Linked DNA regions of Homo sapiens: regions 2 and 3 are each linked to region 1. A link is a loop called in an ENCODE intact Hi-C map of the cell type or tissue named here. Cell type or tissue: CD14-positive monocyte. All regions are shown on one strand.

Region 1 (2,500 bases):
GAAAGTTACATAACAAAGATTTTTGTATTATCTTTGTGTTAGAGAAATACGGGTTGGCTTCATAACTATTTGAAGAACTCTACTCAGAGTTTTGCATAGCAGATGAATGTCAACCCAAGAAAGGTCTCTAATTAGTATTTCACATATATCAGTATTTTTGTCTATTATTTATAGATAGAATCATATATAATGTGCAAAAACCACAAAACAGGTAAGTGTAACTATATTCAAAATGATTGTGAAAGATGCTACTAATGTAGTAATGTTTAATCTTGAGAAAAAATAAGACTAGAGTGTAGATGTGATCAAGATCTGAGTGGCTATTGGGCGGAAGAAGAAGCTGACTTGTTCTGTGTTTCACCAAAGGGAAGAATTACAACTGCTAGACAGAAATGCATTTATACTGAAATGCTTCAATATAAGGAAGACTTTCCTAAAATTAGCCCTATAAAGCAATGAGTTTGTATGAAGTGGCTGGGTTTCTTTTCATCTTTTCACCACAAGTATTTAGGAAGAAGTTGACAGGATTCCTGAATTAGGTGGGAGCTGGGACTAGGCAGTGCCTAATTTCTCTACTGGCCCCAACCACTCAGACTCTGAGGTCACTGAGGACAGAGAACATGTCTTACTCAATACTGTATTCTTAGCACTAGCTTGGCGGAAGTTCATGTAAAAACGATGGAGGATTTTTAGCACAGAAAATTTATGTACGAAAATAAACATTAAGAATTTGATTTATCATAATTCCATGTCCCCTCTCTCAAGTTAAAGTCAATTTCAATATATATTATTAAACCACATTTTTCTATTGAAGATTTTTGTCCTTATTTCTTGATTCTGAATGTAAATTTATCTTAAAGTATGAGTTTTCTATCTAAAATTTATATTTATATACTCAAATACTTTATATTATTTATGAAATTACTGTGTTAAAAATTATAAAACTTTATAATCTGTATCCATTCGTGCTTATTTTTCTCCTCTTCTTTTTGAATTTTTAAAATCTGCAAACAGTTTGACTGTTAGGCATTTCCTATTTTTAGCCTGTGCTAACCTACTTATCTAATACTATAAGACAATGTATTTGTATTCCATTTTTCCATAGCCTAAATCTCCTTATTCAGTGGCCACACTTCATCAGCACATTTGTTGGTTTCCACATCACTGATTCAGCACTTTAGATGGCTGAGGCAGGAGCACCATCTAGTGGTGAAGCATGTAGCTGCTGACTCTACACTAATTATTGTTTTTCTAACTGCTCTCTTCTAGGTAAATAAAATTCATCATCATTTAAAATATCAAATAAAATTTTACAATAAATCATAATTAGAATAACTATTTTCTGCTAGTGAAATAAATGAAATCTGACCATTTTTCACCAAGGGATCTTTAGTCAACTTGATATATAAGTTAAATTGTAAGTCAGTTTCCTTTCTTCTTGGTATCTATTGAATTAGAAATCTCTAATTCACAAGTATAGGTCACCAGGAATGGAAATGTTTGATGGCTCTGTCATATAGTTTTTGAAAAATGAATTAAATACAGACATAGAAGTTACAAATAATTTTTACTATGTATGTGTACAGAAGAACAAACTCCAATGCTGGAAGCCTGGCTCTCACTTGGCAGGAGTGGTGAACAGATTTCTAATTCACTCTTTGGTTAACATGGCTCAGAAAAGTATTTCCTTATGGTCTTCTGTAGAGTTAGGACTTTAAAAAATATATCTAACAAAAATTTTTTTTTCTCTCTTAAGAGGAAAAGTTTTCAAGGGGGAAGAGTTGGTAAGCTCTTAGTGTGAGCAGTCTCCACTATAGCTTAGTCATCTTAGGAAAATCAGTACCTTGCCCTCCACAAGGAAAATCCTGGCATTTCAGCCTACAGTGGTGGATTCTGGCCAATCAAGATACTGAATATATCACTAAGACACACCATTGGAGCAAGCCACAGAAATATCTCTACTGCCAGCACCAGTGTCATAAAGAAGTATTTTAAATCTCATCGCTTATTTTAAAAACTCAAGTTAGCACTTCTTTCCTCAAAAGTTGGCATATGTTGGTTTGGATAAGCAAAACCTTTTATTCACTGGCAATTTTTGCACAGCATGCAAAACTGCACTCAACGGCTATGATTTGCTGGTATTTCTAATCTTCATTTTCATTCAATATCAAAGGCTTATTTCTCAACTTCTAAATCTTTTTGGAAATAAGAATACAGACTGACTTTAGGTTCAATCTCTTTTTTTGGGTAATGATGTCCTTCTTTGCTGTACAAATAGCTGATGGTCTGTCTTTCCAGTCTAAAAACAGCTGACAAAATAATTAACTAAACAAACAGCCTTTCCTGTAACATAGATTTTCAATGATACATAGAAAATAAAAGTTTTCTAACTTTCCTTCATCATATATGTACCTCACATAAGCTAATACTTGGATCACACTCTATGTCAGTGGTTTCTTCCAAATGCAAACTGAAAGAACTGAGTAACACTAGCATGCAA
Region 2 (2,500 bases), 310 kb before region 1:
GACTTTTATTTTATTTTTATTTATTTATTTTTGCGACAGAGTCTCACTCTGTTGCCCAGGCTGGAGTGCAATGGCACGATCTCGGCTCACCACAACCTCCGCCTCCTGGGTTCAAGCAATTCTCCTGCCTCAGCCTCCTGAGTAGCTGGGATTACAGGCGTGCACCACCATGCCCAGCTAATTTTTTTTGTATTTTTAGTAGAGACGGTGTTTCACCATATTGTCCAGGCTGGTCTCAAACTCCTGACCTTGTGATCCGCCTGCCTCGGCCTCCCAAAGTGCTGGGATTACAGGCATGAGCCACTGCGCCCGGCCAAGACTGTATTTTAAAAACGTCAACTTAATTTGTTGAAAGAGGTTTCTCTTCTTGGCTAAGCATGGTGGCTAATGCCCGTAAGCCCAGCGCTTTGAGAGGCTGAGGCGGGAGGATTGTTTGAGCCCAGGAGTTCAAAGTCAGCCTGAGCAACATATCAAGACCTTGTCTCTACAAAAAATATAAAATTAGCCCAGGTGTGGTAGCACACATCTATATTCCCAGCCCCTTGGGAGGCTGAGACAAGAGGATCACTTGAGCCCAGGAGTTCAAGGCTGCATTGAGCTATGATTGTGCCACTGCACTCCAGCCTGGGAGACATAGTGAGACCCTGTCTCTTTAAGAGGTTTCTCCTCTTATCTTGGTTAGTAGATCACTGATAAACTGAAACTATTTTAGCCCTTTTATATATGGGTATATGTAGGTTTCAGTCTTCTAATTCTCGGTTTCACTAGATCTACCAGGAAGCAAAAACCTTAGCCAATCTAATAAAGCTACTTGCAAAATGGATACAAAATATAACCAAGATACTATGATTTACATCTCAGTGTGATCTTACTACTCGAGCCATCTGAATTCCTTTCTGCAGGTACTCTAGGAAAAAGTTGGTTTTCTGTAGAGACAGGGTCTCACTCTATTGCTCAGGCCAGAGTGCAGTGGCACGGTCATGGCTCACTGCAGCCTCAATCTCCCAGGCTCAAGAGATCCTCCCGCCTCAGCCTCCTGAGTAGCTGGGACTATAGGTGCATGTCACCACACCTGGCTGATATATTGTAGAGACAGGTCTTGTTTTGTTGCCCAGGCTGATCTTGATCTCCTGGCCTCAAGCGTTCCTCCTGCCTCCCCCTCCCAAAGTACTGGGATTATAGGTGTGAATTGCCCCACCCAGCCAGAAAAAGTGCTTTTGATGCCATGCTGCTTTCTAAAAATAAGATAAAATATTGGTTTCATTTAGGAAAAAGAAAATTTGAAAGGAAGCATCAATATAAGGACATTTTATATGAACTAAGAGAAGTAGATAAAGTAGCATAGATTACTCTTCTGTATTCACCCATTAGCTTCAGTTCCCACTCCTGTAATCCAGGTAATCTGACTAGAAAGGGGATTTGTGGAAGTAAAATTCCAATGTATTCTAGTTTCTTAAAATGACAGTCTGTATAATCAGCATATCTTGTTCTTGTATTATTCTTTTTCAGTGTCTAGTGAGTTAACTGGCTTTTTTGTTTATATATAAATATATTTGAGTAATTCAACTTTCAAATTTCTTACTTACTTTTTTTTTTTTTTCTTGAAATGGAGTCTCACTCTGTTGCCCAGGCTAGAGTGCAGTGGCGTAATCTCAGCTTACTGCAACCTCCGCCTCCCAGGCTCAAGTGATCCTTCTGCCTCAGCCTCCAGAGTATGGGACTAAAGGCGTATGCCATCACGTCTGGCTAATTTTTTGTATTTTTGGTAGAGATGGGGTTTCACCTGTTTGGCCAGGCTGGTATCAAACTCTTGACCTCAAGTGATCCACCCACCTTGGCCTCCCAAAGTGCTAAGATTACAGGTGTGAGCCACCACGACTGGCCTCAAATTTCTTTTTTTTTTTTTTTTCTTCTTCTTTTTGAGACGGAGTCTTGCTCTGTTGCCGAGGCTGGAGTGCAATGGTGCAGTCTTTGCTCTCTGTAACCTACACCTCCAAGGTTCAAGCAGTTCTCCTGTCTCAGCCTCTGGAGTAGCTAGGACTACAGACATGTGCCACCACACCCGGCAGTTTTTGTATTTTTAGTAGAGATGGGGTTTTGCCATGTTGGCCAGGCTGGTCTCGAGCTCCTGACCTCAGGTGATCCACTCACCTCAGCCTCCCAAAGTGCTAAGATTACAGGCATGAGCCACCACACCCAGCCAAATTTCTTACTTTCATAATGCTGCCTGTCTCTGCAAGTTGCCACATATTAATTTTATCATATTAAAGAGTCATTATAGCATACTGGTTAAGACCACAGTCTGGAGGCAGACTGCTTTTGTTATTTCACTTTGCTACTTAATGGCTCTGTGTCTTTGGGCCTGTTGCTTAACATCTCTGTGACTGTTTCTGTTTCTTTTTTTTTTTTTTTTTTTGAGACGGAGTCTTGCACTGTTGCCCAGGCTGGAGTGCAGTGGTGCGATCTCGGCTCACTGCAAGCTCTGCCTCCTAGGTTCATG
Region 3 (2,500 bases), 1.9 Mb before region 1:
TGGTGGATCTTGGGCCAGAAGGAGTGCATTTCTTTTCATGGTCTTGTCCTGAGCCAGGGAAGGGACAGCTTTTTGGCTTGCTTTTCCATCTGAGCCATCTGCTTCCTTCTGCTGGCCCTTGAGTAGGCCAGAGTTCCCAGAGTTCACTGGGAATTTCTCCATTCAGGCTATTTGCTCTTGAATTTATTCACCATCTCAAACATTCATCAATTTGGCCACCCACTCATCTATTTATTTATCCATTCATTCACTTACCCATTTACAAATAATTTGTTTACTCAACCAACCTTTTGTGCTGGGCATTGTGGGGATGAGGAGAGAGGCGGTTAGGTTCAGGGTTTGGAGTTCAGGGCTGTCTGCCTTGGCCAAGGGTGCTGGAGACCTCCATATTTCTTCTCCTGTATGCCTCCACTCAGCTAGTGGCTCTCAAGCTCAGGGCTTCTTAAACTTGGTGTCCACATGAATCACCTAAGAATTTTGTTAAACTGCAGGTTCTAGTTTGGTGGCTACAGGTGAGGCCTGTGATTCTGCATTTCTGACAAGCTCCCAGTTAAGACCTATGCTGCTAGTCCTCAGACCACACTCTGAGTATCAAGAGTGTAATTGGTGCTGTCTGGTAGACATATTAGGGTGGCCAGAAAAAACACAGGACACCCAGTTAAATTTGAAATTTAGATAAACCATGAATTTTGCTTTTAGTATAAGCATATCCCAGGTATCGCATGAGACACATTTATACTGAAAATTTACTAAATATACCAAAAAATTACTTGAGTTTATCTGGAATTCAAATATAACTGAACATCCAGTATTTTTATTTGCTACATCTGGCAATCTTACATATGTAATCCCAGTCATAAATGTGAGCCACATGTGTAATTCTGTTTTCTAGTGTCTGTATTTTAAAAAGTAAAAACAGATAAATTAAATAATGTATTTAATCCTATTTATTAAAAATATTATTTCCACATATAATTAATATCAAATTGTTAGTGAGGTATTCTATATTCTTTTCTTATACTAAGTCTTTGAAATTTAGTGTGTATTTTACACTTCCATCATCTCAATTCGAAGTAGCCACAACTCATGTGCTAAAGAGCTGCATGTGGCTAGTGCCTAGTGCATTGAACAGCACAGGTCTAGATCATCCCAGGTATTTGGCTTTCATGGGCCTGGGCAATGCGAACGTTTTAAAAGCTCCTAGGCGATTCCAATGTGCAGCCAGATTGCCACCACCGCTTGGCAGGGCTACCTGGTCACAGCATTTGGTGATGAGCGGCAGCCGCCACAAGAGGGAGCCAGCCCCTTGGAATACAAGCGCCTTCTCGACGTCGCCTAAAGTCTCACTAGACAGGGATCAGGAAATACTAGGCGAGTTTACATGCCCCGCGCCTGGACCCATTCCTCAGCTTCCCTCACACTCGCTTTCCCAGCCAACATTTTCCACAGTCTGGGCCACTCCTGTGGATCTTTCTGTTACACTGTTCCACAATTATCCCTATTACCTGCAGTATCTTGATCCCTTCCTCCTCCTCCCACTATCATAAGGTCTTCCCCCTTTACTAGTGTGGGAAGGTACAAAGACTAGGAACCGGGAGTCCAACAGGTTGAGGCCTGGATTCCAGCTCTGATCCTTACTAGCTAAAGTCTTTCAGGGCGTCACACAACTGTCCTCAGCTTCCTCACTAGCGTGAAGATGATGCCAATCTCACAACCATGTTGAGGAAGTGCAATGTGTGATAATATGCTTAGAACCATGCCCAGGAGGTGTTTGTAATAAAGTAAAGCAAAGTAGGTGCTCGGAAAATAACAGTTCATTTTCCCCCTCTCCTACAAATACGTTGAAGGTGATGTGATACCCCTAAAATATTAGTCCCAAACCTGGCTGCAACACAGGACCCCCTAAGGAGCTTATGAATAAATCCTGTTTCCTGATCCTCTCTCCCACAGATTCTGATCCAGTAGGACTAGGATGAGGCCAGGATTATGAACCATGAATTTTAAAGAAGTTCTCCAGGTGATTCTGAGCAGCCAGCCTGATACTGCTTTTGTAGGGTATTGTTTGGAAACCATTGAAAGTGGAAGGAACAGGGGATTTGGAATTCAGGGTCCTGGGTTTAACTTCTTGTTTTGTTGTTCACTCAGTTTCTCTGAGCCTCAGTTACGATATTTATTAAAGGAGACTAATAAGACCCTCTGCTCAGGAAGTGGTAATATATACAAGGCACCTGGCAGAGGAAGGGCTGGGTAGCCCTGGTCTTCCCTTTCCCTATCTTCTCCCTCTTTCCTAATTCCCTGTGTTGCTGATTGTTTCTTGCACAGGTCATTCTTTCTCACCTACCCACAACTGTTCATCACTGTCCTCCACTTGACGTGTTCTCCCTTCTTCTCTCCCTGATTTATCAGAGCTAGGCTGCTAAACCAACAGCCTCACTGGCTTCCCTCTGACTTCAGGTTAGATTTTGTCTTTGGTGTCCTATTGTTTCACTCCTGGTTTCTG

Evidence for each region. Hi-C counts contacts between places; a loop is a spot of excess contacts. Peaks named below come from ENCODE experiments on the same cell type or tissue, not always from the same donor. Only the 100,000 strongest peaks of a DNase experiment are listed, where the experiment ranks them.
Region 2: a loop joins it to region 1, with 4 times the contacts of the local background. A loop is called at or near these places in 46 of 110 quality-filtered maps.
Region 3: a loop joins it to region 1, with 6 times the contacts of the local background. A loop is called at or near these places in 7 of 110 quality-filtered maps.

The regions. Positions count from the first base shown.
Region 1 is chr3:136,074,111-136,076,610 of GRCh38, reverse strand. The region is part of intron 6 of PPP2R3A (protein phosphatase 2 regulatory subunit B''alpha); the gene reads right to left. Among named protein-coding and RNA genes, the nearest start is that of PPP2R3A, 110 kb to the right of the region's middle. In CD14-positive monocyte, CTCF peaks have their summits at 997 and 1,197 (motif pointing left); DNase peaks (open chromatin) are centred at 610 and 1,170; H3K27ac peaks cover 707 bases.
Region 2 is chr3:136,383,871-136,386,370 of GRCh38, reverse strand. All of the region lies in intron 22 of STAG1 (STAG1 cohesin complex component), which reads left to right. Among named protein-coding and RNA genes, the nearest start is that of PCCB, 130 kb to the right of the region's middle. In CD14-positive monocyte, no CTCF peak of the experiment used is centred here; no DNase peak of the experiment used is centred here.
Region 3 is chr3:137,970,173-137,972,672 of GRCh38, reverse strand. No RefSeq gene overlaps it. Among named protein-coding and RNA genes, the nearest start is that of CLDN18, 39 kb to the left of the region's middle. In CD14-positive monocyte, CTCF peaks have their summits at 1,092 and 1,293 (motif pointing right); no DNase peak of the experiment used is centred here.